Linked DNA regions of Homo sapiens: region 2 is linked to region 1. A link is an interaction called in ENCODE POLR2A ChIA-PET data of the cell type or tissue named here. Cell type or tissue: endothelial cell of umbilical vein. All regions are shown on one strand.

Region 1 (5,000 bases):
AAGACATAGACAAAAGTTCACACCAAAAAATGTTTACTACATAGAAGTGTGTATAATATTGAATAACAAGTAAAGAATGATTAAGTAAATTATAATATATCCTTAGAGTCAATGTAAAAAGATCAGTATTGATAAATAATTTCAATGACATGGGAAGATGCTGCTGATATATTAAGTATATCATAACAGAATTACAATCATAATTCAATAAAATATTTTTAAAAGACTATAAAATTGTATTGGCAACAGAATCTACCAGTACATTAAAAATGTAATGTGTGCATGTGTGTGTGTTGGATATACTGTCCACAGTAGGTAGAGAAGTAGAAAGAGGCCGGGTACAGTGGCTCACGCCTGTAATCTCAGCACTTTGGGAGGCCAAGGCAGGTGGATCACGAGGTCAGGAGTTCAATACCAGCCTGTACAAAAAAGGGAAACCCTGTCTCTACTAAAAATACAAAAATTAGCTGGGCATGGTGGCGGGCACCTGTAATCCCAGCTACTCAGAAGGCTGAGGCAGGAGTATCACTTGAACCTGGGAGGCGGAGGTTGCAGTGGGCCAAGATCGCGCCACTGCACTCCAGCCTGGGCAAGAGAGCGAGACTCTGTCTCAAAGAAAAAAAAAAAGAGAAGTAGAAAGAGAGAAAGTGCACACAAGTGTAAAGACTGGAAAGGAGGCTGAGGCAGGAGGATTGCTTGAGCCCAGGAGTTGGAGGCTGCAGTGAGCTATGATTGCGCCACAGCTATGATTGCATTCCAGCCTGGGCAACAGAGTGACACCCTGTCTTTTAAAAAAGGGGGAAAAAAAAGATGGAAGGAAATGCAGCCTGTGCTGTACTTCTCTTTTTGAAGAGAAAGGGAAACATGGAGATGGAAAGGAAGTGAGATGGAGTAGAAAGAACACAGATTTAGGAGGCAGGTAGACCTGGCTTTAAGTCCATCGTAGGGGACTAAGATGTGACCTCCACCAAGTTTACTTAAGAAGTTTTACCTAACCAATCTGAGCTGGTTTCCTCATTTCAAGTGGGAATAATAATGTCTGCCTCCAAGGGCTGTGAAGAGGATGCAAAAAGAAAACACAAAGATAGGCATACAGGACTTCAATAAATGGTCATAATTATCAATATCACCGCCATTAGCACAACCACTAGTAACAGTGGTTAACATTTATAGAGCACTTGCTGTGTGCTAGCACTTTCTTAGTGCTTTGCATATAGTCATTTACTTACATCAAATCTCTGAGGGAGACAGCCTCTTATCTTCTTTCTACAGATAAGGAAGCACTGGTTCACAGAGGTTAAAGCCACTTCCCAAAGTCATTAATAGGTAGTGGCAGACAGTAAGGATCTGAACCCAGTCAGCCAGCTCCAGAGCCCCTTTTTTTTTGAGACAGAGTCTCGCTCTGTTGCCTAGGCTGTAGTGCAGGGGCATGATCTTGGCTCACTGCAACCTCCGCCTCCCAGGTTCAATCGATTCTCCTGCCTCAGCCTCCTGAGTAGCTGGATTACAGGCATGAGCCACCACGCCAGCTAATTTTGTATTTTTAGTAGAGATGCGGTTTCGCCATGTTGGTCAGGCTGGTCTTGAACTCCTGACCTCAGGCGATCCATCTGCCTCTGCTCCCAGAGTGTTGGGATTATAGGCATGAGCCACCGCACCTGGCCTCAGAACCCAAATTCTTATCCACTACTAAAGACTGCTGCCTGTCATCCCGGCATTTTGGGAGGCCAAAGCGGGCAGATCACTTGAAGTCAGGAGTTCGAGACCAGTCTGGCCAACATGGTGAAACCCCACCTCTACTAAAAATACAAAAATTACCTAGGTGTGGTGACGCATGCCTATAAACCCAGGTACTCAGGAGGCTGAGGCAGAAGAATGGCTTGAACTGGGGAGGTGGAGGTTGCAGTGAGCTGAGGTGGCGCCACTGCACTCCAGCCTGGGTGACGTTATTATTACTGACCTAAGATGATATGCAGTCCAGAGAAGACACATAAAGCGTCCTCCAAACACACTCAGCTCTCTAAGTCACCTTGTGGAAGTAAGAGAGGAAATGGGAAGGAAGCATATCATCAAGATAAACAACGGGTAACAGAACCCTGTTCAAATTACCTTGACACGCCAAAAGAGCTTTGCGACAATCATCCATGCTGAATCCCAGCTCCTGCAGCCTAGCCAGCTGTAACTCTAGGAAACAAATAGCATAAAATTTTCATAAATAATTTTATGTAAATTAATCTACAAACTAATTTTAGAAAAAAAGAAAAGAAATTTAAAAACCCGTGACTAAAACATTTCATTTCTCTAAGCAAAACTGGACTCCTAATTGGAGAATTCTATCAAGTGTACCCTGAAATCTTTGAGTCTCTTCCTCATATTGACTGTGTTTTTAAAGTGGTGTCCTGGCCAGGAATTGGGGTGGGGGGGGAAGGTCTATTTCGCATCTGGCCCCTTCATTCCACCATCTGGCCCCTACATTTTCCCCTGACTGTGTTTGAAACAGCTTAAAATTAGAGGTGGGCACAGTAGTGGCTCACACCAGTAATCCCAATACTTTGGGAGGCTAAGGCAGGGGGACTACTCGAGACCAGGAACTCAAGACCAGCCTGGGCAAAATAGCAAGACCCCGTCTCTAAAAAAAAAAGGTAAAAATTAGTGAGGCATGATGGCACACACCTATAGTCCCTCCCAGCTACTCAGGAGGCTGAGGAGTGAAGATAGCTTGGGCCCAGGAGTTTGAGGCTGCAATAAGCTATGATCACACCACTGCTCTCCAACCTGGGTGACAGAGCAAGACCCTGTCTAAAAATAAACCAATAAATTAATAATAAAAGCTTAAAAATAAAACTTAGTGTTACTCATATAATTTCAGAGGAGAACTCTCAAAGCTTAAAACTCAACTTTGGCATTATCCAGGTAACTCTGGAAAAAACTGAAAGAGGAAAAATAGTGGAGTAGTTGGTTAGGGATGTTTTGTTTGTTTTTAAATTTTAAAAAATGAGAGAGTCATACTTAGGACTTACAGTTATACTTAATGACATACAATTAAACTGTGTACAATTTAGTTGTGCAAAAGAAAATTTTAAGAGTCAAAAAGAAGAAGCGTTATTAGCAAGACTGAGTGGGTTTTATAGTTAAACACCTACCCAAGACAGGATCTAAGGTGTGTCTTGTCCCTTCTCTGATTTCCTCTCCAACGCGAGATGCACCTGGAAGGTAAGTGCCAACGGAGTCTGACTCCAGGGCCACTGAGTCTGGCACTGCAGCATTAGCTTGCTCTGGGATGGATTTTGCAATGGCAAGAAACAGCTGAACATCATTATAGGAGAGTCTGATATCCAGGGCTTGTAACTGAATCTAACAAAATGTAAAAAAGGTAGCAATTTTTTAAAGCTGCATTGGTTTTACATCCATATCTCTTACAGATGTAATTCCTATTTCAACTTCTAAAAGTCCAACAGATACTGCACCAAATTTCTCATTTAAAAGATTGCAAAGATCTTGAAAGTAAGCACTAATAACCGTAAGGTAAGATGTCTCAACTATGAGGTCAAATGGTCACAAAACTGCACCATGTAGCGGGCGGATCACGAGGTGAGGAGATCGAGACCATCCTGGCTAACACGGTAAAACCCTGTCTCTACTAAAAAATACAAAAAATTAGCCGGGCACGGTGGCAGGCCCCTGTAGTCCCAGCTACTCAGGAGGCTGAGGCAGGAGAATGACGTGAACCCAGGAGGTGGAGCTTGCAGTGAGCCGAGATCGCACCACTGCACTCCAGCCTGGGCGACAGAGCAAGACTCCATCTCAAAAAACAAAACAAAACAAAACAAAAAAAGAGGTTGTTGGGCTCAGAGCAAATAAGAGTGCCTGCATAGGACAGTGTTTGAGAGCATATCAACGTATTGCACAGATTTTGCATCATTACCTCCAGGACAGGTGGGAAATCTTCACTATTGAATGCATCCATCAATCCTGAACTATTTTGATAAGAAGAATTCCCCACCAACTCCATTTGAATTTGTACGGGATCCACAATTGAAAGAGCTGTATCATGCTCATTCCCTAGTCGGCATGAAAACACCTACAGAATGAAATGCAATATGGCGAGAATTAATGTCTGATTTAGGAAGGGTCCAACTACCAGCACAAAGAGGCTATCTCAGAAGCAGTCAGCCATGTGTTATCATAAGACCCATAACAACTGCTGAAATAAATACTGTGAAGAGTGAAGCCCCCCACCGCTGCCGAGAGCACACGCAGTGGTTCACCCAGAGGAAAAGGCAGTTTAGCAATACACCCCGAAAGCCTTACAAATCTCACACCCTTTGATCCAGTAATCCTACTTCTCTCTAGGAACTAGCCAAAAAAGAAAAAAATTCACTAAACCATTATTTAATAGTTAAAAAAAATTAAGAGCAGCCAAGGTTATATCACATCTACTCAATGGAATATTTGCAGCCATTTAAAAATGACAAAAAAGACCATATGGATTTTAAGAAGACAGTTACAACACAAAGTGAAAACACAACCCAAAATAATGTTACTCCCCAACTTTAAGGAAAGAAACACACCAAAATAACCTATCAGAAATCATATATGATTATTTTCCCTCCTCACAATATCTTCATAATTAAAAATAAACATATTATTAAAACTGGGTGATAGGTATATATGGAGTTCATTATATTATTCTGTTTACTTTGTATATGTTTGAAATGTTCTATAATAAAAGGTTAAAAAATAAATACATTCATTGGGAGAGAGAAAGAAGGGAGAGAGAGAGAAAGGACTCCAGTTCTAGGACCAAATTATTTTGCATGCTCAGGAAGAGCACAGCGGAAAGAAAAGACCAATCATTTGGGTCCTTCTTACCCTCTTCACCCCCTCCACCACCTTTTTGGGACCTATCCTAGTGCTGTGAAAAACATGTGACAGCAAGGTCCTTTGCCATATTCAAAATTCATACTTTATAAATTCTCCCCTGATGATTTATCAAGCTG
Region 2 (5,000 bases), 50 kb before region 1:
AAATATGTACAGTATATAAATATGTACATAAAACACACATATGTATATTTGTGCATACATAGATTAAAAAACCCTAGGTCTGTCTTCTGAGAGAGCCTGGGAACCACAACACCACAATAGCAACAACTGCACCTAATTCATGAATCTCAGGTTTCTAAATTCCATTCTCTGATAGAAGGGATGAGGGCTCCCTGGAGAAATGGCAAATTCCAGGAATGGTGCAGGGAAAAATATAAGATTGACCCAGGATAACTTGCTGTGTCAGAAAGTAAGGAAGTGAGTGAGGGCACATGCTGAAAGCACACGGAAGGTTAAAGGAGCTCCCACTGGCCAAAGATAAGAAAAACTGAGCATCAAAATAAATACTGGCCGGGCATGGTGGCTCAGGCCTGTAATCCCAGCACTTTCGGAGGCCAAGGCAGGCGGATTACCTGAGGTCAGGAGTTCCAGACCAGCCTGGCCAACATGGCGAAACCCCGTCTCTACTAAAAATACAAGAATTAGTTGGGTGTGGTGGTGGGCTCCTGTAGTCCCAGCTACTCGGGAGGCTGAGGCAGGAGAATCACTTGAACCCAGGAGGCAGAGGTTGTAGTGAGCTGAGATCATGCCATTGCACTCCAGCCTAGGCAACAGAGCAAGACTCCATCTCAAAAATAAATAAATACATACATACATACGCATACACATACTGACACAGTAACAGATAACACGCTGAATAAAACAGCAGCCCATACTGAATGACACATATACATATGCATACATATATAGAAAATATGACAAATAGGAGGTTTATGTAGTCTCAACGTACCACGCCACAAAATCTTGACTGATTATAAAAAGAAAAAGAGTAGCCTCACTTCTCAGTGGAAAAGGCTACCACACACCTTCTTAATCAACTGCAATAAGTTAATGTCACCAGTAAGGGGACAAATCAACATCACAGCCCCACTTTGGTAAAATTCTTGCCAATTTTCTGGAAATCTGAGATTGTTTCCAAATAAAAAGTAAAAAAAACAAAAACAAACCAAACAAAAACCTAAAATGTCAAACTTTCTACACTTGGTTTCCAACTAAAAAGGAGAGGTCCATTTCTTCATGCCAGTTCATACACTTTAACCTAATTTTCAATGTCAATGTAACTCTTTTATTACCTATTTACTAGCTGTCATCCTTATCAAGTGAAATAATAACTGAAAATGTTCTATAAGTTATAAAATGTTATATAAAATGTTACAATTATTGCTACTTAATCTTAGAAATTTGTTCTTGTCTGCTTAACAGTCACCCAGCCCTTAGTAATTCCACATATATTTATTATTCACGTTCTGCTGATCACACCTGGTGATCACATCCCACTCCAGAAGTCATCTTACTCCTGAGCTGGTACTCATCCGCCCTAACACTGACCTGGAAATGCCAAGAGGCCTGGGTTCCACACAAGTCCCTATGGCCTCATCATGAAATAAGGACTCTGCACTGGGTGATCCTGAGTCCCGTCCAGTGCTAAAAACCTTGTATTCTAAACTCTGATTGTAAGCTCTCTTACCTTCTTTTTTAAAATGACTCTTTGTGTCTTGGGTGAGACATCCAAAACGAGCTCCGCACAGGTAATGGCCTTGTTGGAAGCCACAGGCCTGCCTGTTCCCTCCTGCAAGCTAGAATTTAAAAAATATATATATTACATAAAAATATATATACAGGTATACACACACATACTCACACATGTATTCAAGTATTAATAAGCAAATGCCCAAAACTTTTATTAAAAAGAAAATTTTTTAAAGGATAGAAGAAAAAGTCTGATGCAAGAGCAGAAAGATCAGGGTTGCATTTTTTTCCCTACACAGTTCCAAGATTCATCTCTCAGAAGACATACTCTGACATTTTTCTTCTCTTCATAATTTTAGTGACTTAAAATTCAGATGCAAAAGTATAACCATATATCTTTAGAGGCCCCCCCACCAAAAAAAAAGGCAAAAAATTTGGCCAGGCACGGTGGCTCCTGCCTGTAATCCCAGCACTTTGGGAGGCCAAGGCAGGTGGATCTGCTGAAGCCAGGAGTTCGAAACCAGCCTGACCAACACGGCAAAATCCCGTCTCTATTAAAAACACAAAAATTAGCCGGGCATGGAGGCAGGCCCCTGTAATCCCAGTTACTCACGAGGCAGAGGTATGAGAATTGCTTGAACCTGAGAGGCAGAGGTTGCAGTGAGCTGAGACTGCACCACTACACTCTAGCCTGGGTGACAGAATGAGATTCTGCCCCAACCCCCAAAAAAAGCAAAAAAAAAAAAAAAAAAAAAAAAAAACCAAGCCAGACAATTCAAGGGACCAAAAATTAGCTTTACTCTGCCAGGCAGATGATCAGCATCACTGCATCCCCAAGTCTTGGCAAGAAATCAGAAGTCCCTTTAGGATGAAAAGAAAACAAAGGGTTCCAATCAACTTCCTCCAATTCAATCGTGTTACGTTTCTCTGAAGCTAAAGAATCCTAAGCTTTATGGAATGTTGCAGCCTGGCTACACTTAGGGATGTTTGGAAGTTTTATTTAGATTATTCTCCTCTTTCTATTAACCCTTATTAGCAAAAAAAAAAAAAAAAAAAGGTAATGGATTAATTCAGCGTTAAAAACTAGTCTTCATGACACCAAAAGCACAAGTAATCTTTGTTCCCCCCAAAGCAGATAAATTATATGTGACCAAAATGAGAAACTTCTGTGCTTGAAAGGACACAATCTAAAAGTAAAAAGAAAACTCACAAAAATAATGGGAGAAAAAAATTGCAAATCATACATCTGGTAAGAGACCAGATATGAAGAACTCTGACAATTCAACAATAAAAAGGTAAATAATTCCATTTGAAATATGGAAAGTATTTGAATACACTTTCTCCAAATAATATACACAAATGACTAATAAGCACATGAAAAGACGCATAACATCATTAGTTACTAAGGATGCAAATCAAAAGCCACAATGAGATACCACATCATACCCAGTAGGATGGGTATCATTTAAAACAAAACAAAACAAAACAAAACCAGGCCTGGCACAGTGACTCACACCTGTAATCCCAGCACTTTGGGAGGCTGTGGCAGGTAGATAGCATTTGGGCCCAAGAGTTTGAGACCAGCCTGGGCAAAATAGTGAGACCCTGTCTCTACCAAAAAAAAATTTTTTTTCAATTAGCTGGGCGTGGTGCTGCATACCTGTAGTCCCAGCTATGAGAGAGGCTGAAGCAGGAGGACCGTTTGATCCTAGGAGGTTGAGGATGCAGCAGGCCAAGATTGTGCCACTGCACTCCAGCCTGGGTGACAGAGACCTTGTCTCAAAAATAGAAATAAAAATAAAAACAAAAACAAAAACCAACACATGTTGGTGAGGATGTGGAGAAATTGGAACCTCTCTACACTGTTGGTAGGAATGTACAATCGTTTAGCCACTGTGGAAAACAGTATGGCGGTTCCTCAAAAAGTTAAACTTAGAATTATAATAGAACCCAGCAACTCCACTCTTCTGTATAAAGCAAAAGAATTGAAAACAAGTACTCAAACAAATATATGTACAGGCATGTTCATAGCAACACTGTTTACAATAGCCAAAACGCAGAAACAACCAAATGTCCATCAACAAATAACTGGATAAACAAAAATGTAGTATACAGCATAGTATTCAGCCACAAAAAATACTGGGTACTTTTCATAAAAAAAATGGGCCAGGAGCAGTGGCTCAAGCCTGTAATCCCAGCACTTTGGGAGGCAGAGGTGGGTGGATCGCCTGAAGTCAGGAGTTCGAGACCAGCCTGACCAACATGGTGAAATCCCATCTCTACTAAAAATACAAAAAAATCAGCCAGGCGTGGTGGCATGCACCTGTAATCCCAGCTACTCAGGAGTCTGAGGCAGGAGAATCGCTTGAACCCGGGAGGTGGAGGTTACAGTGAGCCAAGATCACACCACTGCACTCCAGCCTGGGAAACAAGAGCAAAACTCGGTCTCAAAAAAAAAAAAAAAAAGAATGAAGCATTGCCACATGCTACAATGTGTATAAACCGCAGATACATTATGCTAAGTGAAAGAATCCAGACAAAAAAGATCACTCCTATGATTCCATTTCTGTGAATGTCCAGAATAGGTCAACCCATAGAGACCAAAAGCAGATGGGTGGTTTCCTGCGGCTGGAGACAGGGAGGAATGGGGAGTGACTGCTCAATAGGTTTTGGTTTCTTTTCGGGGTGATAAAAATGCTCTGAACTACGAAGAGGTGGTGGTGGCACAACATTATGAATGTACCAAATGCCACTGAACTGTTCACTTTAAAATACTTTTATGTTATGTTTCACCTCAAAAACAAAATTAAAAAAAAACTATTCTTCCTCATCATTTATTCCTTCCAAGAATGCAAATAATTAGTATCTGATATACTCCAAAAGATGGTTCAACCTCTTAGCACAGCAAGATTATTCTAATTCTGCTGTTAGATTCTGCACACCAAGATTCCAGGAGCTTCTCTTTTTATGTCTTCCATATAGGTTCAACCCATTAAGCCCATAATCCTCCACTAGGATTCTTCAGTTAAAGAGCTTAGTAACTACTGGAATTTATAGAACATAAGGAGAAAAACATGACTAACAACCAGATTTAGATTCGGTTTTTCAGGCATTAAACCTTAAGCATGTCCCACTGTTAAGTGCCATAATCTTTAAAAACAAATTAACAACAAACAAACATATTGACTCAATTACAACAAGATAAACATCCTAGCACCATCGTTCCCAAAGGGAACGTCAACAGACAAAGAAAGAATGGTCCTTCTCTGCAGATTCAATTATTACTAGTGAAATCTGGACTCTAAGCAGATGAGAGAGATAATGCAAAAACCCAGAGATTATTTTCTGGGCCCCAGGCATGTATAAAAATCTTATTCATATGCAAAAATGTTCCGAACATTTTGGAAAGGAATGTGACTTTAAACGCCCTATTCATCAGGTGATTTATATTT

What was found. ChIA-PET counts read pairs that join two places held together with the same protein. Peaks named below come from ENCODE experiments on the same cell type or tissue, not always from the same donor. Only the 100,000 strongest peaks of a DNase experiment are listed, where the experiment ranks them.
Region 2: POLR2A ChIA-PET joins it to region 1 with 6 read pairs; 2 of 35 experiments call an interaction of 5 or more read pairs at or near these places.

Annotation. Positions count from the first base shown.
Region 1 is chr1:12,320,890-12,325,889 of GRCh38, reverse strand. VPS13D (vacuolar protein sorting 13 homolog D) reads right to left here. Exons shown (of 70, transcript NM_015378.4): 33 at 3,926-4,081; 34 at 3,144-3,354; 35 at 2,110-2,184. Among named protein-coding and RNA genes, the nearest start is that of VPS13D, 93 kb to the right of the region's middle. In endothelial cell of umbilical vein, no CTCF peak of the experiment used is centred here; no DNase peak of the experiment used is centred here.
Region 2 is chr1:12,370,405-12,375,404 of GRCh38, reverse strand. It overlaps VPS13D (vacuolar protein sorting 13 homolog D), which reads right to left. Exons shown (of 70, transcript NM_015378.4): 55 at 1,547-1,655. Among named protein-coding and RNA genes, the nearest start is that of SNORA59A, 130 kb to the left of the region's middle. In endothelial cell of umbilical vein, no CTCF peak of the experiment used is centred here; a DNase peak (open chromatin) is centred at 2,444; H3K27ac peaks cover 203 bases.